Linked DNA regions of Mus musculus: region 2 is linked to region 1. A link is a loop called in an ENCODE intact Hi-C map of the cell type or tissue named here. Cell type or tissue: left cerebral cortex. All regions are shown on one strand. Links, peaks and the distances in the headings refer to the core of each region. The heading gives the core; the rest is flanking DNA.

Region 1 (16,208 bases), core at 5,392-13,391:
CAACCATAGAGTCTTGAGGAACTTCCTGGTGAGTAAAGGTTTGACTTGGAAGAATATAAGAATCCAGGGGAATGTTGAGCACACAACTATGGAAGCTCTGGTCTGAGGAGGCGAAAATAGAATGAATGAAGATTGTGGGAAGGAAAGAGAAAGGCTCAAGTTGCAAGGAGAGTGGATCAAGGAGTGGGCTTGTAAGCAGAGCAAAGAGCTGGGGGCGGCTGAGTGGTTTCAGGAAAGCAGATGGTGATCCCTGGGAAGGAGGTGCAGATGGCAGTGATGGAGAGGAGGCAGCGTGGGGTGAAGAACAGCCCCAGCTTGGACACTCCAGGAGGAGAGATGCTGGAACACAAAACTCCCCACGCTGGGTGAGCTCTCTGACTCATCTAGCTCCCAGTGTGGCATCTGACAAGGGTACAAGTAGGAAGGCTATGGGAATCTCTGTGTGTTTCTCTGAAGGAACCTGAGGGGTTAGGCATGAACCTCAAACATCCAGGAATTCCTGGGGAAGTAAAAAAAAAAAGAGCACCCAAAGCATTCTATATTCAAAGCCAGGCTTGCACATGGTACTTTTCTTGCTTGTCTGATCTTACAAGACATGCATTTTTAAAAGATGAATGAAGCTTTTCATAATGGATCATACCTCTAACTCTAGTGCTTATGAGGTTAAGACAAGAGAATGACGTGTTCCAGATCAGCCTGAGATGTAGAGTGAGGCTGTATGTCATCCCCTCCCAACAAATAATAAAATTAAACGAAATATAAGAGGAGTAGAGGGATGAGAAGATAGGTCAATTGATAAAGCGATTACCATGCCAGTATAAGTATCCAAGTCTGAGCCTCAACCTGTGTGAAAAAGTCAGGCATGGAGGGCCTTTGACTTGGAAGAATGTAAGAGTTCAGGGGAATGTTGAGCAGCCAAACCATGGATGCTGTGGTCTGAGGAGGTGAAGACCTAGCCCTCAGAGGTGGAGATGGGCTCATTGACCTATCCAGATATATCACTTGGTAAACTCCAGGCTAACAGGTGAACCTGTCTCTGAAACAAAATAGATAGGTTCTGAGAAATGACATCAGAGGTTGATCTCCGGCAGGTTCACCTCTACCCACATTCATGTGCACACCCGTGAACAAATACACACGTACAAATGCCCAGGAGGCTGGAGTAGAAAATATTTTTTAAAAAATCCCTTTAAGCTATAGGACTCTGTAGTTCTGAGACATACTTGAAACTCTAGGTTATCTGAGAGATGTAGGCTTGTACGTCTATTAGTACAAGAGACATCTGTGAACATGAAGAGCAGTGACTCATTTCCTTTGCAGGGTGCTGAATTTGAGGTAGATTTTAGTGCTTCCTGATGCATTGTGGGAAGGATGATTTGGCCCTGATGTAAAGATTTTCTAATACTGAAGCTATTCAGATGGGTTGGTTAGCTTTGTAAGGGAATGAGTTTCATGCTCCAGGAACAGATCAATCCGAGTTTGAAAATATGTTTACAGTTGTTATAAAGAGGATCCCATCTCCATACTTTAAGAAAGATGCTTTCCTGGAGATGTCTTGACCATATGATTAAATGGCAAATAGAAGTGAAACCCAACATGTATTTCTTCCATAAAAATACCTCATGAGCTTTTCTTAGTGCAAATAGGTATCTAGTGAGGGATGGGCTGGAATAATATAAGCTTATAATACACTTGATTAAGAAATATTAAGCAGGTCTCTTTCCTGTAGGGCTCTTTTGAAATGTATTTGTGCAGTTCTCTCTCTCTCTCTCTCTCTCTCTCTCTCTCTCTCTCTCTCTCTCTCTCTCTCTCTCTCTCCCTTCCCTCCCTCCCTCCCTCCCTCCCTCCCTCCCTCCCTCCCTCCCTCCTTCCTTCCTTCCTTCCTTCCTTCCTTCCTTCCTTCCTTCCTTTCTTTCTTTTTGGGTCAACTTTACACAAGTTAGTCATTTGAGAAGAGAAACTTCATCTGAGAAAATGCCTCCAGCATATCGGTTGGTAGGCAAGTCTTTGGAACATTTTCTTGATTAAGAGTTAGTGTGAGTGGGTGGTGCCATGCCTCAGCATGTAGGCCTGGATTCTGTGTGTATCACATATCTATGTAAATGTATATATCCATGCGCGTACATAATCAAGCTGAGCAAGCCATGGAGAATGACATTGCTCCATCATCACTTTCTACCTCTAGGTTCCTACCTTGAGTTCCAATCCTGATTTCCCTCAGGGAAAGACTGTAATCAGGAGTTTTAAGATGAAGCAAACTTTTTCCTCCGTAAGTCACTTTTGGTTAGCATTTTATCATAGTAATAGAAAGTCAACTAGGACATTATTATACATAATATATTTTAATATTAAAATGTATACTATGAATTTCCTAAATATATAGACAAACAGATCCTCTGACAGGAGTCTGGTTTGATAAATAAACTTTGAGAAACACTGCTTTGATCAACAGTTTTAGGTCATGATTTCTGCTGTTGCTATAAACACCATGACTAGAAGCAACTTTGGTAGAAAGGCGCTTATTTCAGGTTACACTTTCAGGTCACACTTGTCCTTGAGGGAAGTCAGAGCATTGAGGTCTGGGTGGAAACTGGAGGCAGAACCATGGCGGGACACTGCTTGCTCCCTTTCTCTCTGGCTCTCTCAACTAGCTTTCTTATATAATTAGAACGCATCTACCTAGGGATGTTTCTGCCAACTATGGGCAAGCTCTCCCATACTAATCATCCACCCATCCACCCACCCATCCACCCACCCATCCATCCACCCATCCATCCACCCATCCATCCACCCATCCATCCACCCATCCATCCACCCATCCATCCATCCATCCGACCATCCAAGAAATCCCTTATAGACATGCCCACAGGCCTAAATTATCTGGCCAATTTCTTAGTCAAGAGTCATCTCTTCCCAGGTGGTTCTAGTTAGTGTCAAATTGATAATAAAATTTAACAACCACTAGCTCCTAGTGAAAAAAATACAAATTCTCTATTATAATTGCCTAGGACTGATAGAACCTTATTTTTGTCCAAATCCTGAGATGAAGTGAGACTATGGGCAATACCATTAGACATGACTCAGCTGCCATTCTCCCTTGTGCCTCAGTATTCTTATATGTCAAATGGGGAGAAATAGTTTCAGTGCAACTCACGGTAGAGTTATTGTATTAGACTTTGAGCTTGTTTTTTTTTAAGATTTATTTTTAAAATTTTTTAATTAGTTATGTGTCTGTGTATGTGCAATTATGAATGCAAGTGCCCTTTAGAGGCCAGAAGAGGGTGCCAGATCTACTGGAGTTAGAGTTATAGGTAGTTGTACGCCACCTGATGGGAGTGTCAGGAATTGAACATGGGTCTTCTGTAAGAATAGTATTTGCTCTTTAGCACTAAGTCATCTCTCCAGCCCCTTGAACTTGAATTTGAATCCCCATAGTCATCTTTGCTGGCATGCAGATTCTAGTTCCGTGACTCCCTGGAGTGGGAGCTGATATTCTGTTCTACAAGGCCACTGTGGTGTCACAGTGACCACCTTTGACTGTTATGGGATAAAGTAGCTACATTCTGTGGTTCATCAATAGCATCTGATGGCAATGAACTTTCTGGAGTTGTTCACTCTTTTCCCTGGCGAGTCCATCTGTGCTTTCAAAGCATATTATTCATGTGGGGGAATCAAACCCGGTATCACTCCTATGTGAGGTTTGTTGTAGTCCCCTCTGAAGGGAATCCCTCTTTCTTTTTCACTCCCAACCCCCCACTGCCTACGATATGGCTCCCTAGCTAGTTAAGCTATTTTTTGAGTTTGAGTTAAAACCATTTCAGACATATTTTTAACTACGTCCTGTTCAAAAAGCTGTTAGCATTTGGCAATCATTCCATCTTGAGCTTGAATCCTGAGGAGGAATTTTTTTTAAAAACCCACAACCAAGCAAAGTATATTATTTAAAAATAGTTTTAGTGTGTGGGCCAGGACCATGGGAATACAGCTAGGGTGTGCTATGGTTTCTAAAATGACCCTTGCCTTTCCTGTCTGAACATCTGTTGGATGTGGTGTTGGGCATATGGGAGGGGATGGTTTGGGTCCTACCCAGCAGGGGGGAGAGAGAGAGAGCGAGAAGTGCCACCTACATAAAGAGCTAAAGTCATCAGTATCGATCCTGGTTGAACTTTAGAATAGGATTATCAACAATGACAGCAGGGGTCACACTTTTCTTGTCCATGATCCTGAGATAGTCCAGAAATAGGTCACTGTCACCATTAGTAAGGTAAGGATGCATTATGGAGGGACTTCTGGAAGTTGTGACCATGGGAATGTTTGTTGTATTTAACAAGTACTTATAGCAGCCTTTCCCTAATGACATCAACTGAGCACTTTACAAATATTAGATTATTCATCCCCAAAAGCTACTCTCTGTGGTCAGTATTGTCATTACCTTCCTGGCATAGAAGGCTTTGTAGCTGGTTTGTGGGCAGAGCTCAGTCCTATCCTTCAGAGTCTGGCATTGGCAAGCATCTTCTTTGCCGCTAAGCTTGGGTGTTTATTCTGAGGCATAGGCACTGACTTGTTAGTACTCAGCTCAAGAGTGGCTATGCTGTCCTAGCCGCTTCTTTGTTCTGTGAGGAGGAATAAAGTTTCAGACAGACACAAACTTACATAGTTGATTGGAGGAATGAGGACAGTTTGAAATAAACAATCAGTATCAATGAGTAAATCTCTGCCACTCAAACATTCAAGACCATTAAACACTGACTATTCCTGGACCATGTTAAGGTTTGATCCCTAAGCAGGATACTTTAGAGTTGCTTTGAAAATGGTTTGAGTGCTAGGGATGGTTTCTGCCTCAGTATATTTTTTTCTTTGTAAAGTTTGTTTTTGGTTAGGTTTCCCACTACCATCAGCCTATACAAGGTGCCCACCTTCGGGTCCTGGAGAAGAAGGATGTGGCTGCAGAGTAGACATACAGCTCTCTACCTGGATCTCCCCCAGCCTGGAGTCCATAGTCCTTTGCTGATGGTTCTTCTTAGCTGGCAAAAGGCTGATGAATTCAGGAGATGACTGGAAGGCTCGTATTGGCTGCAAGCCCTGGAGACTCTTTTGTTCCATGGGATAAGCAGGATGCTTGGAGTTAGAAACAGTTACTGGGAACTGACCTCTTCAAAGCCTGACTATTCCCAGTCCCCCCCTGGGCTGGTGCCTGCACAGAGACAAATCTTGCATTCACCTGCTGCCCTTCCTTCCTCTGCCAGACATGGTTGTCCAGATTAGGTCCTGCCTTTTTAGAATTTTGGAAGCTCTGCTATAGTCTCCATGTGACTCCCTGCTGTCTCTGTGTCCTGTGATTGGACTCTTTCAGTGCATGTTTCCTCCTTGAAAAATGCTAGGTTGCTTTATGGCACAATCTGTCATGCACAATGAATGTCTAATAAAGCTAATTAATAAGAAGTCACTTATTAATAACAAGGGAGTCATCATAACATAGAGGACAGAAAGCCAAACTGACTCCCGCAGGCCAGCAATGTAGTACTACCCTTGGGAGACAAGTGCAAGAACACAAGAAATGTTTGCAGGGGACCTTGGGCAAAATGCTTTGGGCTAATAGCATTGGGGTATATGTTTGAAATCTGCTCAGAAGTAGGGCATGTGAGGTGTTAGTGATTTTAAAAACAATACAACAGAGAAGGTTGGGGGACTGAAGAGCTTGGCTCTACTGAAGTCATGCCTTGGGGATTAGTATTGCTATCTAATGTCTATTCTAGTGGCTTGATTTTGGTGTAAGAACTCTGAGAATTGTATGATTATTTGGAGAGAGTGATGGGAACACAGAATGTAGCACCCATTTAGCCAAGAGACACGGTTCAGTTGGTAGGGTGCTTGTCTAATATGCATGAATCCCTGGATTTGACTACTAGCTATGGATAGATGGAACATGGTGTTGTGGATCTGTAATCCTGGAAGCAGGAGGTAGAGGAGGAAGCAGGAGAATCAGAAGTTCCAGGTTATCTTAGCAAATTTGAGGCTAGCTGGCTTATATCACCAGATAATGTCTCAAACAAACAAACAACAAGAACAACAAAAACCCAAGCTCCAAACAAGATAAAATAAAACAACAACCAAAAAAAAAAAAAAAACAAAAAACAACCAACATCCCCAAACCAAAAACAAATTAGCAAGTAGAAAGGAACACTCATTTAGTAGGAGGGAAACAAATGAAATCATTGATGATTTTAACCATGTTCCAAAAACAATGGGGAGACCAGACCCAGAATCTTAACAATAGAGGGTCTAGAGAGATGTCTCAGAGGCTAATAGCAATTGCTATGTAAGCATGACTTCAAACCCCCAGGACCCCCCTTAAGCTGCTGTGTAGCCCAGGGTATGTGAATAGACAGGAGGATCTCTGGGCTTCATAGCTGCCAGTCTAGCTCCCTGATCAGTGAAAGACCCTGTCCAAAGGCAAATGACAGAAAGTGATAGATCAGGATACTTGATATCCTCCTTTGGTCCTCACATAGGTCCATGTGCATTGCATATACTGGCACACATACACTATACTACACACACACACACACACACACACACATACACACACACACAAACTGGTGTAATAAAGCTACAAATTTTTTCAGTAAAAGCAACCTGAAATTTATATAGCAAGCAAGAGTCATTAGGGAATCAGAGAGAGAGATACCAAGTCTGTTTATTGAGAATTCTGATTTTATATGCACAGTTTTATTTATAAATGTGCATTGTATAAACTTCAGTAGAAGACACACTAAAAACCAACTTGCATGAGTTAAATGGAGTGCTCTGTTAGTGCCTGCCACATGCTTACTATTGTACTGGGCAGATGGTGATAACTCTAGAGATGAGGACCCAGTTCATCTCATTGGTTACTGCTCTCTTAAATTCTTCTCTGACAATAATAGCAGAAATTCTTGATACCTTTGGGGCATTTTACTATTATAGGTACTTAGCCTTGTTGCTACTCTATCTTTTGTGAATATTCATGTGCATGGTTGTGTGTGTGTGTGTGTGTGTGTGTGTGTGTGTGTGTGTGTGTGTGTGTGCGCGCACGCATGTGCGCACTTACCCCACCAGTGAATGCGTAGGCTAGAGGTTAATGTCTTTCTCGATCATTCTATGCCTTATTATCTTTTATCAAGGTGTTTGTATGTATGTATGTATGTATGTATGTATGTATGTATGTATGTGCATGTCTGTATGAGTGTATGCCATATGTCTGAAGAGTCTAGAAAAGTGTATTGAATGCCCTAGACCTAAAGTTATAAAGCATTGGTTAACTTCCCCAAAGTGGTTACCAGGAAGTGAACTCTGCCTTGGGTTCTCTGTAAGAGCAGGAAGTGCTCTTATAAATGAGCCATCTTTCCAGTGCCACACAACTTGTCTATTGAGATAGAGTCTCTCACTGGGACCTGGAACTCATGATTTAGCTAGGCTAGCTGGCAGGTATGTCTCATTGATATGCTTGTCTCTATGTCCCTAGTTCTAGGATTATAAGTCACACCACTGCATTCGGATTTTTACATGGGTCCTGGGGAACTCAGGTGCTCATGCCTGCCTGACAAGTACTTCATTGACTGACTGACTTATCTCTCCAACCCTTCCCCTTAAGGCTTTTGTCTTCACATTCCTTGAGCCTTTTACTGATGGGTTACATCTTCTGAATTTTCCTGATGTATTCTGGGAACAAATAAGGTACACAGGCTTTGAGGAAGGCTTGCTAAGGAGGACCTAGATGTGGAACCAGGACAGTTTAGGTCTAGAGTAAACAGGCAGAGTTGAAAATCTGTATATAAGATTAATTCATGAAGACATATTTGTTTGTGTTCCTATGTGTGCTGGTTGCATGGGGGTATTGAAGAATGGAACACACACACACACACACACACACACACAAGTGAGATTGTTATCTAAACGGCCAAACACACTATAATATAGACTCTGCGACTGTCTGTGACCACCTAGGGTTGGCCCAAATGCAGCTAGTTTACTATGCTTATATTATATTATTACCTAATATATTCTGTCTCCAGATTAGAATAACTGCTCACTTATTGACAGTCCCATTGGATGTCTTTTACACTATTCTATATTACTTTCCTTTTCTTTATATGAGCACACCTCTACCTCTATCCAAAGGACTGAAGATTTATTGGGCCAGGGACCGTGACAGATACGTTTGGTGTCTTGTGAGCCTGATACTTGGGACACACAGCGTTAATGATGCCTGGGGTGGGAGAATGCTAGGATGCTGGGAAAGTGTGCTGCAGGAAGCACAGACCTAATAACTGCCATCCTGGGAGGGGAAGCATAGTAGCCCTAGTTCTGGATTTATGTAGACCTGGTTTTAAATTTCTGGCCAGCTATTTCTGTCCACAGGGTCTCCAGAAACATTTGCAAAGCTCAAGATGGACTCCAGTTAGTACTAGCCTCAGTGGACTGAAAAAGATGCTGGTCTGTAGCAATGCTTGACAGCTGTTAATGGCTATTATTGCCATTGGCATTGGCCTGAAGAACATCACTGTTTGAATACATCCTTGTAAAGATGGGGTAGGAGTTGAAAGGACTTGGGGATGTTTTCTTGCTATGGGCACCAAGGTCTGACACTGAGCAAAACCTCTGTGATTGTTGCCACCCACTGTCATCCGTTGTTTAAGCTGGACTAGGGGAATGCTTCCTCACAGAGACTAGTTATCAAATTGGTGACAGATCTCTGAGGGATTTGGAGTGTGGTAGAGATGCCTGGACCCTGTGCTCTGGGTACAAGTCAGGGTAGACACCTCCTTCTGACCCCCTAAAGCTTGAGTCTAGTCTCTACATCCTTTGGCTTTCAGCTGCTCTGGGATAGACTTAGCTATACTGTGGGTCTGTTTTCTGGGGTGAGGGCCCACTGAATGGAAGTATCATTTGTCACTTTCATTTCGATGTCCCTGGCTGCCTGCCCTTGTGTCTCATCTAGATCCAGCAGTCAGAGGTGTTTGTTGAAGGAATGGTTTCCTGTCCTAGTTACAGCCTCGAACTCCACCAGATGCTCAAAGATTGCCCTGATTTTGCAAAGGAAAGTGACTATTCAGAGAAACTGAGGCACACATTAGGTTAGTATCCTCTCTACCTCAGTCAGCAGTGAACAAGTGCACCAAGGAGGAGGTGGGCAGTCCTTTTATTGTACAGGAGTGCAGGAGTGTGAGGATTTCTTTTCTTTTCCTTTCTTTCTTTCTTTCTTTCTTTTTTTAAATCTTTATTTGGAGTCTTGCTCCAGTTCTGGAGAGGAACTCTTCTCTCAGGCTGGGGTGAGGGCGAATGATACTCACTCACAGAGAGCTCGCTTCAGAGCGCCCCTTCCCTGGTAATATCTTCTCAGCTGTTTGTAAAACACCCAGGGAGGAGGTGAAGCCCTAAGCCAGGCAGCCTAGCTGTCTCTTTAAATGCCGGGGTCTGTGTGGGAGAGGGAGGGGCCAACTCTGGAGTGCGTGAAATTCCTGGGCTCCTCTGGCAGTCTCTGGCTCAGAGCGCAGCCCTACACATCTCCTCTTGCATGCAACTCACTGAGCGAGGGAGAGGCAAAGCATCCTCCCCTCACGCAGCCACCGGCAGCTCCAGACACACAGGACCTGCTTTTCGCACCTCCAGCATTTTCCCTTCTTCCCTGCCACTCCCTCCCAGAGAGAGAAAAAAAGAGAAAGAAAAAGGAAAAGGAGTCAGAAAGACTCTGGGATTTGAATCTTTCGAAGGAGGAAACACCCAGCAAACTCAGTTGATTAAACACCAAACTGACAGATTCCCAACTCTTCGGTTCAACCCAGAGGTAAGATTCTGGGGGAAAAGGCAGGCAGGCAGGAGGCAAACCGACTCCGGGTTTTGTACATTCCGGGAAGAGGTTGCACCTGAGAGGATAGAAGTTTTCTGTTGGGAGCGACCAACCTAGATTTTTTTTCTTTCTTTTCCTTTTTTATTTTTTTCTTTTAAACGCTGTATTTGAGGACCACAACTGACCACGGGAATAGATTTTCAACTCTTCTTGTTTTACTTTGGTTTCTCCTGGAAGTTGTGTTCTTTGGCTCGAGACGTTAGGAAAGTCAGAAAATGTTTTAGATTTATTATATTCTTCCTCTTTTTAAAAATCACTTATTTGTTTTTTTATGACTTTCTCCTATTTGATTGGATTATTAATCCAAAATGATGCGTGTCTATCACTTCATTTTAGGTTGATCTTTTTTTCCTTGACATTTTGAAGCCACTTTCTCTCTCTTCCTGAAGAAGGGACTTTGAGAATCACAAGAAGGCAAAATTAGATGGGGACAGGGATTTCCCTTAGCTGAAGTGTGTGTGTGTGTGTGTGTGTACACTCATATGTGTGTTTTTGGAGGGGTGTGGAAAGGTCATTCTTTATAAAATTTCAACTTGGACTCCTACTATCTTGAAGAGGCACACTCAAGAGGTGAAAAGGTTGTGTGTGTGTGTGTGTGTGTGTGTGTGTGCGTGTGTGTGTGTGTGTAGGTGCACAAGTGTATGTGTACTCCTTTCTTTGGATCAGTTACAAGGGAAATCTCCCTCCTCTGCCTTCCATTTGTTTATATTAATGATTTAGTAGCAAGCTTGTCTGAAAACTTGCACTCTGTGTAAGCACTGTGGGTTTTGCAAGCTCTGAGTGACCTTAAAGCTTGGTTCGATGTATTGTTTTTTTCTTTTCTTTTTCTTTTTCTCCCCCCCCTCAAAAAAAGCTCTGTGTTGTATCCAGAGTTTGAGCTGTCTCTCTCTCTCTCTCTCTCTCTCTCTCTCTCTCTCTCTCTCTCTCTCTCTCTCTTTCTCTGTCTCTCTCTCTCTCTCTCTTAACCACAAAACTTAACTGCTCTAAAAAACATTGTACTGATTACAATGGAAAGACAAATCTACCCCCCAGCCTCCATCCTTCCCTAAGCTAGTGATGTAGCGATGTAATACCAACCTATGGACTCTGCTGCTTTGCAGGTGACTTATCTAGTGAGTACTTGTTAAAAAAATTAATTGCCCCCTTCCCCTATTAAATGCATCCTTCTTTTGATATTGCTCAGAAAAACGATGATGTGATGAGAAAATTGTATATGTATATATTTTGCACATTATTATTGGGTTTAGATAGAGCGGGTTTTCCCTTCCTTGAATTTTATTTTGTATTATTATTATTTGTTGTTATTATTTTCATGCAAAGGTCAGAGATCGTGGAGAGCTAGTCTAGGATAGAGTGATCCCAGTTGGACCGCATAAGAGTAGATAGACTAGGAACTGTCTTCTCTCCGCTTCTAGCTATTCCCGCTTTGGGGAGAGAGTGTTTCTTTTGCTACCCTGATCCACCCCAATATTCTGAATTAATTTCCCTGCCTTGGATCTAGAGGATGACCCCAGGAGAGAGGGGAGAACTCCCTGTCACACCTGGAGGACGGTGTAGTTTTGGGGGTCAGATGACCGTATGTCTTTGTGATGAAGAGTCTGAAGGAAATTTGAACTGCCAGCACACTGGGTGACTTGGTTGCTGGGATAGTCTATCTGGGGGCACCTGGAGGTTAGTCAGGGGAGCCCACAGAACAGTCCCTTTCTTAATGTGCTGCTGTGGGTAGAGCCTTCCTACATCGTTCAAGGGCTTCAGCGTCGCCTTTCAAGTTACAATGGTCCCGCTGGCTATGATGGGCAAGTTTACCTAAGGGCTGCTGGGTACGTGTCGAAAGGATGGAGAGACCAGGCAAAGCTGGTATTTTTCTTTCTTAATCTTCAGGCTTAATCTCCCTAATTCATATCGGGGTAAACGATATTTCAGATGGGTACAGCTTGTGCAGATGTATTCCTATTGTTTGATATTTGCTGTTATTGGGGAATGGAGTAAGGGCTCTTGGCCCATTTTCTGCAGCCCTGGGTTCACCCTGCAAGGCAATCTTCTCTTTCAGAGAAAGGGGAAAAGGCTGGACACTGGAAGTTCGCTATTAAAGTGAGCAACAGGGCTGGGTTAGAAAAATATATATATATTTTTTAACCACTGGACTGTGCAAATGCCCCTTTCTGGAGCTTTCTTGCCCTTTCTAATGAAATATTAATTTTTGGAAATTGCTTCTTAAGAAGCGAGACTAAGAATCAAAGAGATTCTAGATTTCGAGAGACTACTACGTCTTTGCTTCTCTGGTAGCTCCCTAATATTTATTACTGGGGGGACTGATGGGGTCTGGCCTCCGTTTTTCTTGGTTTCTTTTTAGTGCTGCGTTCCTATGTTGATGGTTGCTGCTTATATAAGGAAGGGATGGATCGAGGTGGGTTGATGCTTGAGGTTTTGAGATCGGCTACTGAGATTGGGTGGCGGTTGGTGTGTTTGTCGATGTGCATGGTAGGAAGGTCTTTTCTTTTGGATGGTGGGGGACAAGGGAATGGTCGGAGAATGGTAGATGAGATGCTCCAGTGAATGGGGACGTGAGGGGACACAGAGGTGAGGTTGGAAGTCACCGATTTGCAGAATTTCTGTCCTGTATCCCCCCTTTCTCTCGCTCCTTGAAAAAAAAAATCCATTATCTCTAAAAACACATTATTCTTCAATTGGCCTTTTAGAGAAGAGAGAGAGAGAGGGAGAGGGAGGGAGGGGAGGGGTTAATTTGGTGAGGGGGGCTTGGTTGTAATTAGCCCACTGCTGCAAAACTGAGATACACAAATCCATCGGCACCAGCTTTGGGGGCTCTGAGAAGCAGCGGAGAGATGGGGTCGGGTTGTCAGCCTTGGATGAACAGTGTAGGCGGTGGGGTTGATGTTTGGGTATTGTGTGTGTTTGTGTCTCCGTGTGCGTGCAATTTTGTCCACTCCATCACCAATTTCCCCTCCATCCTCCCTCAATTCTGCCGTAGTCTTGCCTTCCATTTCTATCCACCATTCCCTCTACCCTCTACCCAACCCCCTTTCCTTCAGCCCTTTCCATCTCCATGAAAAAATTTTGATTCTGATGACTATGCGGCTCTCTCTCTCTCTATTTTTTTTTTTTTTTGTCTTTTCGCTACACAACAGTGGTGCGATGGCCTTTCCTACATGCCACACGGATGCAGCCTTCTGATAGGAGGGCTAAGTCGGCACATCCACACACGCAACAGCACACGCTTTTGCACACACATTCTCTCACACGCAGGCGACCAAAGGCTTGATTGCATTCGGTTGATTTTGTTGCCTTTGCCTCTTCCCCCACTTCCACCTCCACCCACAGCCCCTTTGCCCATCTTCATGCAGGGAACCCAGGAACGCTGTAGCCTCATCTTCTTTGCCACCGCTGCTGCTGTTTTACCCTCTTGCTTTTATGCTTTTCTAAATGCTGTGGTGTGTCGCAGTTCATGGGATTAGTATGTTGGGGCAGGGGGGAGGGGGATACCTCACGAGGAGGTGGGTAGATGACATTAATGCTTTTTTTTTTTTTTTTTTGGGCCAAATAAGCACTCAGTGATAATGATCCAATTTAACCATCCATGAAATCTATGTTTGCGGCACACTGAAGGGAGGTTGCAGGGGAGAGCAGGGTCTGGACTGGATTATCTCTGGGGAACTTGATGCCTGGAGAGCAGACAGCCCCCACCCTTATGCTCATGGCTATGTGCTTTCACACACGCCAACACACACACACAACCCTGATCAGTGGACTGTGTCAAGCCGGAGGGCACTGCAGAATATCCCTGAGACTTGTGGTTTGTTGGGAAGGTAGAGCGATGTCTTTGTCCTACCTAGCTCGCTGATATATAGATGATGCAAGGTCTTGAAATTCTTGGTGGCCTTTGTGTTGCCTTTTTTTTATGGGGGCTAGAATGGTGTTTGTGTTTTTTCCAGACAGAGCCATGTCTCCGATTGGATGACATGGGATTCTCGACCCTGTACGTGTGTGGTTCAGATAGGAGACTGACTGATTTTTTTTTTTTTTTTGTGCTGGGTGGCTGTTTGTAGTGGATGTCTGTCTACTGGGGAGGTGGAGTACTATGGGGAAAGGAAGGCAAAATTGGGGGCATTTATCAGGGGAGGGGAGAATAGAGTCTTCAAGGAAAGAGAAAAGAGGGTAGGGGGAGACGCTGCTTGCAACTCTAGCAGGAAGCCTCAAATGAGATTCCCGGTCCACCAAGTAAAACTGTGGGTGGGTGAGCTCAAGGGTGATGGGTGGGTGGATGGAGACTGAAGGGGGAGGAGGGACAGGTGGGTAAAATGACGGGTTTTCCCTGCTACCTCCCCAGAATGCTGGGCTGAGCTCAGAGGAAGGCTTTGCTTTCCCAGGAGGTATCAGCCACCTCTTGGGTGGTGTGGCCTTGTTGGAGGCTGCAGCCTGCAAGAACTGAAACTGCCCTTGGCCATGAAATCAGCTAGACTCTCCTGTTCTCTCTGGCTTCAGCTGCTTTCCTTGCCAGACGCCATTTTCCCCTTCTTCTTCAGCTAGAGGTGTGTCATGTTATTAGCAATTATAAGTGAAATTGGAAAACATTAAAAACAAAAAAGTCCTTAAAGCAAAATGTGGATTGTCCCATCTCTCCTGTGTTGTTCTCTCTCCCTGGCACTGACCTTGAGGAGTTGGGGAGAAGGAGTTACGTCATTGCTGGAAAAAGAGGAGAGTTGGGGAGTTGGATGCCTGGGAGGTGGATTACTGTGGCAAACCCAGAAAAGAGCTTGCTCTCAGGATCTTGGGCTGTCCTCTCCTTGTATGGCCTTCAGATGTAGATGGGAGAGTTTCAAAAGAGGCAAGCATTGCTTCCCCAAGCATGTCACCTGGAAATATATTCTGTCACAGTTGTGGTCAGGCCCCAAGGCCTTCTGTATGTACTTTTGCAGTGAAGACCCAGTTGTACTGCAATGGTGATCTGTGGGCTAGCTGAGACAAGTGCAGCTGGGCCAGCCACAGGTGGATGAGCTCGGCTTGGGGCAAAGGCTGTGGTACTAGCAATCAGTCCCTTCCTGCAAGTCATGGCTTAAGTGACACCTCCTTGGAGGGGCCTTTCTTGACCTGCTTTGTAAAATAGTCCCCTTTAATATTCTGATGGTACTCCTGCTCAGCTTACTGTTTTGACTTTTAATCATTACTGAATATTGTGTAAAATATTGATATACAGTATTTAATTTCTGCCCATAGAATGTGAGCTCTGTGAGGTCAGGGACTTTATTTTTATCTGTGTTCCCAATGCTGAGGGACATTCCTTTGCACATAGTGATAGTGGGTGGGTGTTCAATAAATATCTGCTAGTTGGAGGAAAGAAACATATGGGTTTGGGGATGGAGTTGCCTTTGCTTTAGCATGTTGCTTTCTGGGAGAGTTGAACTTTGCTCAGGGTTATCTTAGTTCTGCCTGCAAGTCTAGATCTGTTGAGGTAGTTGTCAAGTATGAACTTTCTGAGTTCAGTAGAAAGCTCTTTTCTCATGCTGGCTCAGAGTCACTATGCCCCCTCATAATCTCTCACCATCTTACCCCTCAGCAGTTTAGAAATGTCGTACTTATACATTACCTCAGACCCAAGATTTTTTTCTATGTAGCATCTCACTTGATCCTCCAAGTAATTCAAAGCAGCATACTAATATTATTTGCTCTGTTGACAGAGGAGACTCTGACATTACTAAAGAAATCTGATAAAAATGACAGATCAAGGGCTTGACCTCAAATGGGACTTAGTTCAGAGCCTAATCTCATGACCTTCATATTATGTTGTTAGAAAGAAAAGAAAAGTAAGCCATGTTTCTTTTAAGTATCCTCAAATAAAAAAGAGGGAAGTGAGGCTCGGTAACATTGCTCAGTGACATTGCTTATTGAAATTATATATAACACTGGTGTGGACAAAGCTAGAATCTAGGTTCCCTGGATGCTGTTGTTATGGCCCTTCACAGCTGTCTCTCAGCTTTCCTTCATTCATCAGGGAGTGGGGTTTTGGTGAGAGAGGATGATGGGTGTGTCTTGGAGGAGAACAAAATGTAGAGTTAAAGATATTACAGATGGTCTTTCGGGGTTCTCAGGCTAGGGTGTTCCTCGTGAGCTCTGTTCCCAGGTTGCTAGAGTCAGAGTGAGTCAAGGCTATCTTTTGAAGGCATTAAAAGAAAAGACTCCACTGTGTGTGTGTGTGTGTGTGTGTGTGTGTGTGTGTGTGTGTGTGTGTGTATGTATGTATGTATGTATGTGTGTGTGTGACTCCTGTGCATGTGTCAGGGAGTGTGTTGAGTGTTCTCAATGT
Region 2 (16,208 bases), core at 5,334-13,333, 260 kb after region 1:
TTACACTAAATGAATTGTTCTTTGAAAATAGCAACTAAAATCTACCCTCATTCCTGATCGAATATGCTTAATGTGTTTAGACAACCTGGAAGCCACTGAAATGGGCTAGCAAGGTTGCATGTCATATTACCTTATCCATACATACCAGGGTACAGTGAAGACTTTTAATCCAGTTAGTAATTCATTTAAATGACAACTGCCAATTCCTCTTAGGTCCAAGGATTTTGTCCCTATGAGCAAATTAAAGTGAAGGATTCCACTGCTCAACCTTGATGAGCTTAAACCCAGAGGCTAGGGGAGAGAAACATCCTTGAATGCTTCTACCACTCAACATGATATTCCTGAAGGTGATTTAGTAGAGGTTTAGGGGGTCAGTGAATTACTGATAGTTAAAGATGGAGGAAGTTTTTATTGATGGCTTGATAATAGGAAATGAATGAGAACTTAAAAGTAAATGTAAATATATACTAAATGTAATATGCGGAGCAAAGAAAAGGGGAAGTTTGCTTTCAATATCAGAGATAACATTAAAAAAATTAGTGGAACAACAATATGAACTCGTGTCTCTAGCTGCATATGTAGCAGAAGATGGCCTAGTTGGCCATCAGTGGGAAGAGAGGCCCCTTGGTCTTGCAAACTTTATATGCCTCAGTACAGGGGAACGCCAGAGCCAAGAAATGGGAGTGGGTGGGTAGAAGAAAGGGGGCGGGGGAGGGTCTGGGGGACTTTTGGGATAGCATTGGAAATGTAAATGAAGAAAATACCCAATTAAAAAGATAAATTAAAAAAAATCAGATTGCATCCCAAAGAGCAGTGGTTTTAACCCTGTGGGTCCATTCCCCTTTGGGGTTGAATGATCCTTTCACAAGGGTCACATATTAGATATATTGCATATCAGATACTTACATTATAGTTGATAGCAGCTATAGGTCATCAAGATTACAGTTATGAAGTAGCAATGAAAATCATTTTATGGTTGAGGGTCACCACAACATGAAAAATTGTATTAAAGGGGTCACATCATTAGGAAGGTTGAGAACCGCTACCATAGAATAATTAAGTGTGGATAAAGTTTCTTGTGACCACTGCATTTCCTTAATGTTGTACATCACAAATAGTTACAATAAAGTGATATTTGTTACCCCCAGTTGTGTTTTCAACAAGCAGCTAATTAATCAATGTGATCTCTGTAGATTTTTCTCATGAAATAAATGATTATTTGTCTCCAGTTGGCAGATGGTGTGTGGTGTATTGAGAGAGAATATTGCCATAGGATCATATGTTTAAATACTTGGTCCCCAGTTGGTGGAACTGTTTAAGAACAATTAGGAGGTATGACTTTTTTGGTAGAAGTTGTGTCACTGTGGGGTGGGCATTGAGATTTCAGAAGCCCAAGCCATTCCCAGTTCTCTCTTTTTTCTACTTGTGGATAATGATGTAAGCTCTCAGTGCTGCTCCAGCAGCATGGCTGCCTGCCTGTGAACAGGTTTCCTAAATGATGCTCACACAATCATCCTCTGAAACTGTAAGCCCCAGGTAAACTCTTCCTTCAATAAGTTGCCTTGGTCATGGTGTCTTCTCATAGGAACAGAAAAGGAACTAAGACGTGGGGAAACTAAGGTTGAGAGGTCAGCAGAGCTGGGATTTGAACTTAAGACTACATGTTTATGCCACCAGGATTTTAGCCTGGGTGTTTAGGGAGATGTTGGTATTTCTGTGTGCTATCACTGTTGTATGGGGTTGGGGAAGAGGTGAGTTCAGACATATTGAGTTGGAGTTTCCCCTGAGAATTCAGGAGAAGAGGCAAATTTGGAAGCTGGAGAGATGTCATTTGGAAGGGAAATAGTTTGTTTCTGAAAGCTGCTTACTAAGTTTGGCATTTTCTGAACACTAGTCATGTTTCTTTGCCTTATAGGATTTCCAGATGGGAATTCTCACAGTTTTCCCACCAAGGCTGCTCCTTGGTGTATGTATGGTTTTTGCAAACTTTCTCTTCCAAAGTTATGCTCAGGTGTGTGTATATGTTAGCAAGCTTCTGCTGCCTTTTCTTCCCTGTTTCTGCTGTGTTATCTCCACTTAGCTGAAATGGTTTTGTAAGTTCTTGTGCCCGTGTTGGCTGCCAAGGTATATCCTGGAGAGGTGTCACTGTGTTCAGCATAGGCTTGAACAAGCTCACTTGACCCTGTCACCATAACAGTCTCAGTATGTGGGAACTGAAGACACCACACTTGGTCATGTGGGAAGAGGTGGGCTTTTGCACGATCTGGGAAGACAAGAGGTTACCTGGCTTGGGGAAGCCCTTGTGCCCAAGGATACAAGACAAGCTCAGTGATGCCATCTTGTCTGGTTCAGTGATTATCTCCTGATCTTATCTCCCCTTCTTCCTTTCTAGTTCATCTAACTAAAATCTCCTATTCCCAATTGTGCAGACAATGATACAGTTGTTGGAATGAAACTTATCCTCCCAGCAGGGAAAAGAGGTATTAGGGAGAGAAAGTCTAGGCAAAGGCTCACAGTCCATAGCTAAGAACCCAGAATTCTCATTGTGCTGTAAAAGCAAATCAAACAAACAAACAACAAAACAAAACAAAAACAAAAACAAAATAACATAAAAGGGACCTTAAGGGCAGGAGTCTATTTGAATCTAATACTGTTATCACAAATCCTACAAAACAAGTGACTTAAAACATGACCCACTTTTTAGCTCATGGTTTTAAAAGTAATTTAACCTTGAATGAGTCCTTGACTGTGCCTGTTTAAATGGGAATGGCTCCTATAAGCTCATATGTTTGAATACTTCATCCCTATGTTGGTGGAACTCTTTGGGAATAGTTAGGGGTGTGTCACTTCAGGAAGGCACTGAGATTTAAAAGACTCGGGCCATTCCCAGTTAGCTTCCTTCCCCTCTGTTCTGTGGGATTACCTTCTGGAATTGTATTGCCTTCATCAGGGTGCTTTGTGAGAACAGTAAAAAGGCAACCAAGACAGTGGCGTAGGCTCTTACAAGGCTACTACCTTGTTTGAAATGTCCTAGTGTTGCTATTAGCTGGAGAACATGTTCTTCTCTTAAAAGGTTCTTGGGGTTATATGAGACCCACTTGCATGGTCTTTTTTGTGTGTGTGTGTGCTTCCCATGTCCACTGCCATGACAAACTGGGTGCCTTTAACAGTGTGTTGTATTGCCTCACAGGTCTGGGCACTGTGAGTCTACACTAAGATGGCTAGTTTCTTCAGAGAACTGTGAGTGACAGTCTATTCTGGTTCTCAGATGACTGTCCTCATGTTCATACCACATTTTCAAGCATAGCATTATTACTGGCTCTGGGCCTAATGACTGCATCGTAATTAATTATATCTGAAACAAACTTGTGTCTAATTTGAGTTACATCTGAAATACTTGGTGTTAAGAAGTCCACATACGATTTCAGGTGATCACAATTCACACTATCACATCCTATGACACACGACAACCATAACAGAGACTTCTTATTTACCAATACTCAAAGGGCAGTGGCTTTTCCCCTCCTTATTAAATTACATTTTTCATACACTGTATTTTAATGACTTTTTTCTCCCACAACTCTTCCCAGATCCTTCCAACCTCCCTACCTAACCCAACTTTATGTTCTCTTTAAAAATAAACTCACAACAACCAACCAAACAAGAAACCAATTAAGAAAAATGAAGGCCAAAACCACAAAAGAAAAAGTGCATGAACACTCATGTTTGGGAAAAGTAGGCAAAGACAAATGAGCAGGGCGCTTTGATAAAGAAGAGAGCCATTGAAACTATTCTAGAATACATCTGTCTCAGAATCACTAAGTCTGAACAACTCCTCAGGAGTTGGGATGTACTGTCCTCCATGATGAAGGAAAAGGAGACTGTGAGAGCAACTACAGTATAGAGGAGGAAGTGAAGACTGTGATGTGGGTGATCAGAAAGTGATGTGAAAACAGATTCCTGCACCCAAGAAGCAGCTATGACCAACAGGTACGGGGGCAAGTAAAGGCAATGGTTGAGCTTGTGTCCCTGCAACGAAGGGGCAGTGACTGGGCAGGGGCTTGCAGCCTGCAGGGTGCTGGAGGCTCCTCTTGGTTGTTCCTTGTAGGGAATGACTTAGTCCTATGCAGGGGATTTGCCCGAGTTTCACACATTATTAAATGGCCTTTGCAAACAGATATATGTGCTCATTGGTTGAGTTACAGTTACTTTGGAGACCCACATTTGTTTACTTGTGGCTCTCTAACTCTCAGTCTTAATATCACAGGAATGTATTTCTATTTGATCTCCACTTTCCTGAGTCCTTTAACATTTCTTAGGTTGCTCAATGAAGGAAAGGTGGTTGTTAGGACTCAGTGCTGGTACTAACCACAGTACCAGCTAATCTGGACTTTTGAACTTTTCCCATTCACAATTTCTTTCTTCCTAAGATTTTTTTTTTCTATTTTGGGTATAAAGCTATATAAGATAGATATACAAATCAAACACTTCCTGTTACTTAAATCATAAAGAAAGTTATTTTAAAGTAATTCTTTGGTAGACCAACCTTTTCCCCATATGTTTAAGAAGGAAGCAAATATGAATAATGGTGAGCCAGATGTGGTTGTTTATTCCATAAAGAATTCGATCTTAGCTGAGTCCTTGATGCTGAGGAAACACGGCATTTTCAACCTTTGACTGATATTTTGATTTCTACAATAGCTGCTTCGCATAGATATGTAGTACAAACAGAAGTATGTTTATAGCCAGTTCAGAAATTGTTGGGAATAATATCCTAATTCCAACCCAAATTTCAATCAATTGTTTTAGTTTTTGTCGTTGTTTAATTCAAGCCAGCAACTCAAACAAATTTAAAGATATGAGACATTCTAGTAATGTAGTCCAAAGTTATACTAATTTGATACTTACATGCTGAGAAATGAGAGGAAAACATCAAAAGTGGCTTTAAAAAAAAACTATAATTGAACCATTATATTCCTATAGGAGTTGAAAACTGTTTATGTTAAGTGAAATGACTGTGGTTGGTTGCATGGAATGGTCTCAAATCTGAGGTGAGGTATTTCCAACAGTGTTCCTTGGCACTGCATGGAGGGATGCTGGGTTCAATGTAAAATGTACATCCATGTTCAGAACCAGGGCTGCCGTGAAGTTCCACGGAGCATGGGCAGGTCCTTCCAGAAACACTTAAGATCCATCAAACCCTTGATTTTTAATTAGAAACGTTTTACAGTTTTCAACATTTTCACAACCTCAACATCCAGTTACACAACCTACTATGGGGCCCTGACCCACCATTTAAGGATCGGGGAGCTACATGACATGCCCCGTGAATAGCTTCCATATTATTCTTCATCCCTTTTCTACAAGGTCAAGTGTTTCTTCCACCTCACAGAAGGCAAAACTGAGTCACTGAAGGCTTTCCTGCTGTGAAGGGTAGGGGTCCTGCTCCATCCTGGCTCAGCCTCACAAGTCTGTTCCTTTCTGAGGGGTGGGAAGGTGCTTCCTGCTGAAGCTGCTGCTTCCCTGGACTGCGCTTCAGGCAGTACGGGGTCTATGAAAACACAAGCATGGTTAGCCTTCCCCTTGGATCCCCAAACCCCTAGATTTCAGAAGCTCAGCTTTTTGAGCCGTGAAAAAAAAAAATGTTCCTCTAACCCCAGATAATTCATTGCCAGTCAAAGAACAATACAGAGACATTTTAGCCAGTGTGACTTTTTGCAAAGGTCACGCTCCGAGGCTTGGGGATTTGTGACGAACACAGTGCCTAGGGCAAAACATTACATTTGCTTCTCTTTCTGGATGCCTTTCACACAAAGGGCTTTGCAGGGCTCCACGTACTGACATGCAGGGTTCTATTGTACAGACTCTAGGCGCTCTTCCTCCAAGGTAGATCTCAGAAGGGATTTAGGGAGGTACGTGGGAAGGGTAGACATCCAGGTTAATCAGGGGCCTTGATTATCGAATCAGGAATATACCTCACAGCTGTGAGAAGAGATGGGTTCTGTCAGAGGTGAGAAAGCTTAAGAGGAAACTATATAGAGAGAAAAATAATGACAAGTTGCTTGGGTTTTGGAGGCAGTGTAGGAGTTTGTGATGTAGGTAGGTAGTGGGTAGAAACCTAGAGAGAAGAGCCTTTTAAGTTGCTCTGCATTTCAGCGTGAATGCTCATGACAGTAAATGACTAAAACGTAAAGGATGCAATTCATAACGACGCCATGAACTTCCTAATAATAATTATGTTCTTCCGTGTTATCTACTGTATTCCAGGACACATTAATTACCTTCTAAGGACATTAAATATATTAACTCCCATATTTCCCAAAGCAACTACATTTTTCAATATAATTATTATTATCTTTGTTTTATACATCAGAAACTGAGGCACAGGGAGGGAACTTAAACCATGTCAAAGGACTTCAACTCTTAGCTTCAGGGTGCGATTCCGGCAGTTTGCCTCTAGAATGGTTCATGGGGCTGACCCTGGAGTGTAGTTGATATATATACCCAGTGACATTCCACTGAAGGAAACTGATTTTCTCTTTCTTAGCAGGTATTCACAGCAAATAGCTCCTTCCAGTGAAATCAGTTGTGCTCCCTTGTGAACACTCTTCCTTCCATTCTGCCCCCACCCCCTACCCTGTCCTGAACCCAGCCCTGAAATTCAAAGGAGGTGGTCTTCTCCCTCCATAGGCTGCAGTCTATGTTCTGTCAGGTAAGAGAGCCTCCCGTCCTTTCTGGCTAGCTGCCCTGCTTTGGTAAAAGGGGCCTCATGCAGGCAGGCAGCGGGGTGGAAGGCCACATTTGTTTTGCTTTTATTGTTAAATAATATAAATCTCTTGGCTGCGCCACCCGCCGGGACATGAGTTGTGTGTCTTCCCGCACAGTCACTAATGAGACAGTTAATCATTTGTTTATTCTGTGCGAAGAGAGGTGGTGTGCATATCTCTCAAACCAGACACTGGGCTCCAGGACCCTTGGGAAGGTGCCCGCCCCTGGCGCATGAGTCACCCATGTTCCTTAACACAATCCGTTTCTGCAGGCCCAGCCACCTCTTTCCCTGAAGAACTGACCATGATGCAGACATCAGCTGGTGGTGATTACTATTACTGCTATTGCAGTTATTATTATTATTATTATTATTATTATTATTATTTAAATACTCCATTCCCTGAGAAGGAAAAAAAAGTAATTTGCAGACGCTTTGTTGGGAGATAAGTATGCTTCCTCTTGGGGACAGGGGCTTATCTCACTTGTGCAGAGGTTCCTAGAGGTCGTGCAGCTCACAAGATAAAACTCTGGGATCCTCCTGGGGGAAGGCCAGAGTCAGCGTTCGGCTGTTTTCCTAGATCCGGGGTTAAAGAGGTGAAATCAGCTATGTTCCTCCTGCTGGGTCCCTGGGGCCGTGGCTGCTTTTATTAGCACAAATCAGGCCTGTCCAGGAGCAGTAGGGTGGGGGAGGAGAAAGCCCAGAGGCATGAAAGAAAGGACTGGTTTGGGGGTGCCAGAGAAACTGCCAGTCGTACCTGGGCTGCCTGTGCTGAATGAATTATGTTAAAGGACCCCGGGTGCATCCATTTGCATGCTGTTAGCGTCCTCGAGTTATTTTCTTGGCGTTTGGATAAATCCTAATGCCTAAAGCTTATATTTCAATTAACTGGGTCCAACTGTCTTTGTCTCAAGGCACAGGGAGCAGCCGGAAGTGGTGCTTTCTGCTGTGGCGGCTGCACTGTTGGCAGCCTTCTGTCTGTCTGTCTGTCCATCTTGAGTCTGCCAGCTCCATCTTTGAAGCTGTTCTTATCTGTAGAGCTGTTTGTGTGCCAGGCACACACAGGATTACCTAAGGCAGGGCCTCTGATTTTAGAAGTCTAAGCTGCTGGAGCAGGGAGGAAGTATGGGAAAGCCCTGGGTGGAAATAGGAGGAAAGTCAGAGAGAGGCATGGTGTCTCGGAATGTGGGAATTTCCCTAGTTCCTGTCTAGCTTCCTTTCAGCCTCAGCCTGTTGCTTCTATCTTAGCCATTCAATCAGAAACATTCCTTCAGCTTCTCCTTCCTCCTGCCTGCTTTTTTCTCTTAAATCTCTCCCTTTAAACATCTGTATCTCTGCTCTCCTTCTTTGCTCCACGAGCATTTCTATCTGGTCTTATCTTCCTATTATCAATATGTATCACTCAAGGTTCAGCACAAACTTCCCCAGAAAGCCCTCTGCTCTAGCTAAGTTTCTTGTTAATGTGACAAACTGCCCAACAAAAGCAACAGTTTGACTCACAGTTGGAACTTACAGTTCATCATGGTGGAGGGACATAGCATCTAGAGAATAAGGTAGCTGGTTACATTGTACCCACAGTCAGGAAGCAGGGAGAGGTGAATGTGGTTGCCTGTGTGTGTGTGTGTATGTGTGTGTGTGTGTGTGTGTGTGTGTGTGTGTGTGTGTGTAGCGGGGATATTGTTTCTCATTTTATTTAATCCATGTTCCAGCTAGTGGGACTGTCTACACATATTTAGGGTAGGTTATTCCTCTATAGTAAAACCTTTCAGGGACTACCCTCTTTACATGGTGATTCTAAACTAATCAAGTTGACAGTGAACACTGACCTTCATGCCTTCAATTTGTCCTCCTTAGGCTGAGTCTATTGCCCACACTGCGGCTGGTTTCCTGGATGCTGCACCTCTCTATTCTTCAGGTTAGGATGGCATCATACTGTGTGGGGTGAACAGTCACACACTTTGCATAGTGACCTGAAACGGAGCACATTTGTCACTATAAACCACCCTGTTTTCCATAACTTGTCTGACAAGTCCTAGAAAACTAATGAGGAGCTGGTGGTTCTACACTGAAAATAAAATATATATAAAATAAGTAGGACTATCAGGAAAAGCCCAGAGACATCAGCATGAAGAGAGCAAGTTCTTCCCTCAAAACCCCAAGGATTGCCAGTATCCTTGTTCCTTCTGCTTCTGGCTCAACCCCAAATGCTGCCAGCACACTTGCTCCTTCTGCTTCCCTGCCCTCTCATATAATGCTCAGGCCTGTTCCTCCTGCAACCGACCGTGCACTGCCACAGACAGGCCCTGTGATAGGAGCGTCGACACTAAATAAATAACTACCATAGCAAGAAGAGCAATTGACATTTGCTTGGCCTTTGCAATTTACAGAGCTGTTTGCCATTTTGCATTACAGTTTTTGTCTTTACAATAACCATGTGGGGGGGTGGATATTGGGAGGCTTGTATTTGAGAGGATGGGCAGTCAGGGGTCTTGTTGGGCCTGTGTGAAACATACACGGTGTAGTTTGATTTACAGCTTCAAAAACCCTTTAGCTGAGGATGTAGTTCCATGGTTTGGCCCTTGTCTAGTAAGCATAGGACCCTAAGCTTGATCCTTGACCCCACTATGCAAAACAATCCTGACTTCAGGCTCCAAATCCAGGTCTTTCTTTTATTTTTAGATATTAAAAAAAAATTATGTGTGAGTGTGTGTGAGGTTTTTTGTTTTTTGTTTTTGTTTTTGTCTACACATATGTGTGTACTAAGTGCATACCTGTTTTCCACCAAGGTCAGAAGAGGGTGTCAGATCCTCTGGGACTACAGTTATTGGTTGTTATGAATGCTGGGGACCTACCCCAGGTCCTCTGCAAGATTAGTAAGTGCTCTTAACTGCTGGGTCAACTTTCTAGCCCTCTAAATCAATTTCTTTGAAAATATATAATTAATATAACTTAACTATGAGAACCAGTGGATCAAATCTGGCTCTACATTTTTTATTTTCAAACAGGAATATCCTTTGCCTAGACAAGGGATTCATGATACCCTTTGTTTCCCCCGAGGTGAGCTCAGACTCGGCATGGTTTACAGTAGCAGAAAAGCTATGAGAAAATCCTGTTTGTTCAAGGGTCTTTATTTAAATGGCATTTCAGTGTGTTAATCCTTTGTTATTGTTTGGGGAAGCTACTGGGAACTCTTGTGTGTATGTCTGTGTGTGTGTATGTGTGTGTGTGTGTGTGTGTGTGTGTGTGTGTATGCACACGCTGGTGCTTGTGTATGCATACTGTCTGTCCTCTCTCAGCTGTTATCCCCCTCTGGTGGTCATTGGCATAAATCCATCACCCGATGATTTAAAATCCCAAGAAAAAAGTCAATTCTGGGAAAGCAAGAGTGAACCATCATACACTTAAGCATGGTTTCTCTTTGCACATCTTCTAGGCGTGTCATTGGATGACTTGTCCCCTCCCATGGCTCACCTCACCCCAGGAGAGCAAAGCTCCTGAATTAATGGAAAGACAGTGGGCTTTGGTGGTGAACGATTGCATTCAGCTCTGCTACTTAATCTTGATATCCTTTAGGAATCTTTGTGTATAAAACAGGGTACTGACAAGCAACCCTATTCCAGGAGTAGAGTATAGATTATAAAAATAATGTATATAAAGTCTTTGAGGCATAGTAGGTGCTTAGTCACTATTTAGTTTCTGTCTCTCATCCATACATGGTTTGCTCTAATGTTGAGATTAGGCTTTGATTGTATAGCACACTTTTAACCAGATAACAATTTTGTCATGTTGTTCTCTAATAAGGATGACATTTGTTGTTGTTGTTGCAAGAAGGAAGCTAAGAAATTGAAGGGAGGAAATAAGATTTCTAGATTCCTTATCAGATCAGCATTAGGGCTTCCTAATGGGTGCACATCTTCCTCGAATTGAAGGAAAGGATATACGCTAGTATCTAGTGGGTCTTCTAATGCAACTAGACCCTCAGCTCAAGTATTTTATTTATTGAATTTCACAAAACCACAGTGAGATTGGCAACAATTTTATATTTGCTTTATAGATGATAAGACAGATCTAGAGAATTGAAGTTGCTGTAGGTTTCATGTCTAGGCCAGCTGGCTCCTGGCTTTTTCTGTCCCATTGTTTTGCTTTCCTGGAAGTCTTCATGGAGAGCCCATGGGTAAGAATTAATCAGGAGGAGCCCCAGTGCTCCCACCAGTTGATAAAAACCCACATGGTTTAGAGGGCCAAGCTTCTGCTGTCCTCCCAGTCATCCCTGTGTAAGAGACGGAAGGGTTTAAATAGTACCTGCCCAGTAATATAAAGCCAGTCCTCAGGCTTTGCCACTGGTCCTCCTGCTGGTGAGCCTGATGTTCATTATCATTTTGAGGAGTGTTTGAGGAGGGCTACCCAAGACACAATTCAGTGTAGGTTAGTTTAAGTGAGTTATAGCTGTCTTTGAATTAAACTGTAGAGCTGTCTATGGTTGGCTAATAAACACACAAAAGTTTTTACCCATCTTCTCAGGCTTTTTAGAGCAGGGGGAAATAGTGTTAGATAAGAGAAACAAAACATCATGAAGGAGGATGGGAAACACAAGAGAGGAAAATGCTTGAAGGATGCCGTGCCTTCCTGCCTTGTTAGGGAAGATCGGTATTCAGGTCCTTGACTCTCCAGCTTTGCAACCCCGGAGAAGTCATTATCTCCATGTAATGCATGCCGTAAAATCTAAAAGTCACACAAATGACATCAAGGCTTAGTGTCAGGTATAAACACAGGCTGCTTTTTGCTTCTTACTGAGCCAGAGAATGGAAGAAATGAGCCTCATGAATCAAGACAGGGAGGGCTTAGCAAAGTGGAGAAGGTGCTTTGGTGCTTGCATCTGTGTCTTCAGGATACCAAAGCTTGTCTGTGTGGCCATGGGCAGTGTGGTTGGCAGGAGGTCTGCCCTCATGCCCTCTGTCCAACAGCAGACATATATTTATTAAGAGTCTTTCCTGTTTTTAATGACATTGAATCCCACTTGATGTGAGCTCCGGGATGAGGAAGAACAGCTACTCCTGATTCTGAAGTCATAATATCAAAGTGGGTGAAAGTTGCGTTTTTTGAGACAGGTGGACAGATCAAGATACCTAGTTATTTCTCTTGTGGCTCTGGCAAAAAACAAGCAAGGAAAGGAAATTTTATTTTGGCTCACAGTTTGAAGATCTCACAAGGATGGCGATAGGGGGAGGCATTAGAGCAGGAACATGACACAGGTGGTCACATCACATCTCCAGAAGAAGCAGAGAGAAATGAACACTAGTGCTCATCTTACCTTGTCACTTTGTTGAATCTGTGACTGAAGCCTATGGTCTGGTGGCACCCTCACACAGGGTGGCTCTTCTCTCCTCCATTAAACTTTTATGGAAACACCCCAGAAGACATACTCAGAGGACGGTGCTTCTAATCCAGTTGATCGTGAAGGATAGCCATCACACTGTGTCTGTGGTTCTGGTCCCAAAGCCTGCTGCTTATGCTTAGGCCCTTGCCGATTGGTGCAGGATCATATGTGTGGAGCTGCTTTGCAAATGGTGTGAATGGGAGACAGGGATACACGATACTTGTTGGCTCATAACCTCATTTTAGTTCTCCTTACTCATTGGTGGCTAGTGACCACCACAGGAGGCTTGACAGTGTATGGAGCTGAGCATCTCTATGTACATTTACTAGTCACTCTTGTCAACCTCTTCCTCCTACACTTTCTGATACAGTCATTATGAGATGCACTATCACGGAAACAAACAAAACCTCACTATGAATTCTGCTCTCTCCAGATTTATAAATAAATTCTCACTTGACCTATTCCTTCTTCTATGGAACTTTACTTTTATCTTCATATCGGGTTAATGAGTTGGGGTGTGGGGCCTGGGGAAATAGGCTTAAGTAAGGTCAAAGTCACATGTGAATGTTAAGAGAGGATTGGAAAATAGTGTTCATTTGAGCACCCACTAGGTGCTCACATTGTTCTCTGGGTATTGGCTGCTTTTTCTGTAGTCTTCTTGACAATGTCACAAAAAAGCATAGCTCCCCAGTTTTACTGGTGCAGAGACTGTTAAACCCTTAGGGGTTAACTAAGAATCAAGATCACATAGCTGGGAGACTCCAGACTCACTGTCTTTTTTTTTTTTTTTTTTTTTTGAAATAGCACACGGTTATTTCTCCAAATTGTCTTTCACATAGCCTGCACATGTTAGATAGATCTTGTACTAGTCACCAAAAGGATGAAATAATTGACATAACACTTGGAGAACAAGCCCAGGACCTGACACAAAGCCACAGCTCCACAGACAAATAGCATTATTTTTAGATTTAATAGCTTATAAGGGAGGTGGTCCTTATAATATGTTGGAATGTGAAAAGAGAGAATCTTGGCTAACTGTAGCTGGCTTATTAGGGGTAGTGCAGGGTAAATGTCACTATGGCTAACTTGCCCCAGACTACCTGGTGAAGACGTAGCAGCTGCTTCCATTAGTGTTTGTGTTTGCTTCGACCTAAATGCGGCTTTCCTCTTCTAGTCTTGGCCTTATTTCGAGGTGATTTTTATGTCATGGCCTGTATACAGTTTTCTGAGCATACCCTTTAGTCAGCATCAGAGAATTTAGCTTGAGAGCTTTAAATTGGAGAGTAGCATTGTGTGTCATGGAAGGATGATGCTGAGTTGGATATAGTGGTGCATGTCCAAACATACTCACCTAAACCAAACCGCTTCCCCCTCAAAAAGCCTTGAGTTCTCTGTCCATGGTGCCGTACCCAAAACTCCCTGAGGTAAGAAACCTGGGCCCTCTCATCTCCTAAACCTATCTTTCCTGAGTAGAGAGACCACAGTTCTGTGGAAACAAGTCTGGGCTGGAAGCTAGGAGATTTAGTGACAGTTCCAATCACTTGCTCTGTGGCCCCAGGCAAACTAGCCAACCTCTCTGTTTCAATGTTCCCACTGGTAAAATTGAGTTGCTAACATTCTGTCATTCCCGGCTCGGAGTGCTGCTGATTTTTCTGTGAGTAAGTGAGACAACAGATGTTAAAGTGGGATATGAATGCTCTGTATGATTATGTTGCTATTATTGCCTCTCAGCCTTTTAATCATACATTTTGACTGTATCGCTTTAATTCACGGAGGCACCCTAAGGCCTAATAACATATAATGCAGTGAGCAGAAAAATCAAACAAACAGATAAATGCACTGGGGGAAAGAAGAGATAACTTTACTATGGATTTCAAGCTTGTGAATATATGGCTGGATAGCTTAGAGTATGTCTCTAAGAAGAAAGATAATAACCAGCGAAGAGTCACCATGTCTGGATGGATAGACAGTGAAGAAGACCACCTTGAAAACTCATTCCTGCTCTGCTTTTGAAAGGATTCTTTGCCCTCCATGAAATGGCTGCAACCATTTTCTTTTGTTTATTGTACTTGCTACCATCCAGGCTATAGGGGATAGAATCCCTAGGTTGTGTATTCTCCTTACAAAACATGGAATCACAATAAACTAAATCCTTACCTCTGAAAGACTCACTTTCTCCATCAAGAAAATGGGCTTCATAGCAGCAATAACTGAAGGTGATGAAGATCACATTTTAAAAGGAGTTTGGGTAGGTGGTAGCTGTCACGATTCTCCCCTGGTATGCTTTGGTACAGGTATTCTATTAAAAGGTCTTTAATTGTCTACTTTTTTTTTTGCCTTTTGTGCATTGTTTTAACTTTTCCAGATGTATTTTTCTCTGATTCTTTTTGTTAAAATTTTATCTTTCAACTCAGAGATCAAACACTGCCATTTCTGACTAATTTAACCATAAGTGGTAGTTTTTCCTACCTAGACTTCCTTTACTATGAACATTTTACCCCAAGAAGGGACTTGTGATTACCTAAGTACATCACTGCTTTCCTCAATGGATGATAAGATCCTGGAAGATGAGATCAGATCTAGCATAGTGCCTGGATTGCAGTAATTGTCCAGAACCTACTTAAATGCACATGTAAGGGCAATGTATGCATTACCTGTCCTCTTAACCTTTGGCAGTAGAGTATGGCTAGAGGAGGTGAGCAGCTACCCATGGCTATTGATATATTGACTGAGAACATTGGGCTTGTATAGTCAAATGGGAGCTTGAATGAGGGTTCCAATTTGGAATAAGGACATGGGAACTGTTAAAGACACATTTCATCATGGTCATTCTTGGTCTAGCCTTGGTCTTGGAGATGTTATGAAAACACAACATTGGCTTTGAAAGGTTTCTTTTTATTTCCAAGCCCAGAGCTAGTGAGCAGTCATGAATCAAGAAATTGTGTAATATGTAATCCTACCAGAAGGTGGCACACTACACTAGTTCCACGGTCTGTTGGCTTTGCTCCTGGGGATTCCCCAAATAAATGTGGGTATTTTGACAGGTAGCATTCCGTGGTGTCTTGCCTATTCTAAAGCCACTGCCTCCTTATTCTGTCTCCATCCCTATGGCACTCTGCTTCCCCATGAGGTATAAAGATGAAAGTGATTCTAGTCCATGGTGAAAACAGCCAATGGATTTTCACCTCTTGGAAGATTTCTGCTGAGGTAAGATGAAGGGGTTGAGGCTACTTCTCAGTTTCTGCGTAGCTACATATCCAACTCAAAGCATAAAACCTTTTAATTCCCATTGTATTAGTAGGGAGTTATTGGTCATTGCCCCTTTTTCAATCAAGGCATGGGAAGAAGGAGAAACGATCACTCTCTTCCTTCCTTCCTTTCTTCCTTCCTTCCTTCCTTCCTTCCTTCCTCCCTCCCTCCCTCCCTCCCTCCCTCTCTCTCTCTCTCTCTCTCTCTCTCTTTCTTTCTTTCTTTCTTTCTTTCTTTCTTTCTTTCTTTCTTTCTTTCCCTCCCTCCCTCCCTCTCTCCCTCCCTCCCTCTCTTTCTCTCTCTCTCTCTCTCTCTTTCTTTCTTTCTTTCTTTCTTTCTTTCTTTCTTTCTTTCTTTCTTTCTTTTCCTTGATGCCTCTGAACTCTCTTATTATTTCTGATTCCTTGTGTGAATTATGGGGAAACACTTCACTTTGTGCCTCTCCCTGATCTCCTATGTGTGCTTAATTTTATTTATATTGCTCTTTATCATCTTCTTGGACTTTCACAAAATATTTCTATGGTGTATAGTGCAAGTAATCATCTCATTTCTTAAAACCCAAGTGATAAAACCTCCTACAATTCTCTGCAATCATCAATCCTGTCTTCCCACAGGGCTGGGGACATGACTTAATCGCTAAAGTGCTTGCCATGCAAATGTGGGGTCCTGAGTCACATTACTAGGACCCACGTAAGAAAGCCTCGTAAGAAAGCCTGGTATGGTGATATGTGCATATAATTTCATTATTGAGGAAATGGAGACAAGAAGACCCCTAGAACTTACTGGCTAGTCAATCTAGTCAAATTAATAAAGTCC

The links. Peaks named below come from ENCODE experiments on the same cell type or tissue, not always from the same donor. Only the 100,000 strongest peaks of a DNase experiment are listed, where the experiment ranks them.
Region 2: a loop joins it to region 1, with 2.0 times the contacts of the local background. A loop is called at or near these places in 3 of 42 quality-filtered maps.

Annotation. Positions count from the first base shown.
Region 1 is chr12:88,713,361-88,729,568 of GRCm38, forward strand. It overlaps a transcript of Nrxn3 not described here. Among named protein-coding and RNA genes, the nearest start is that of Nrxn3, 73 kb to the right of the region's middle. In left cerebral cortex, for the core only: no CTCF peak of the experiment used is centred there; DNase peaks (open chromatin) are centred at 9,034, 9,518, 12,306 and 13,102; H3K4me3 peaks cover 4,239 bases; H3K27ac peaks cover 1,235 bases.
Region 2 is chr12:88,977,210-88,993,417 of GRCm38, forward strand. The region is part of intron 3 of Nrxn3 (neurexin III); the gene reads left to right. Among named protein-coding and RNA genes, the nearest start is that of Gm40537, 13 kb to the left of the region's middle. RefSeq lists an enhancer at 6,689-7,717. In left cerebral cortex, for the core only: a CTCF peak has its summit at 10,077 (motif pointing left); no DNase peak of the experiment used is centred there; H3K27ac peaks cover 147 bases.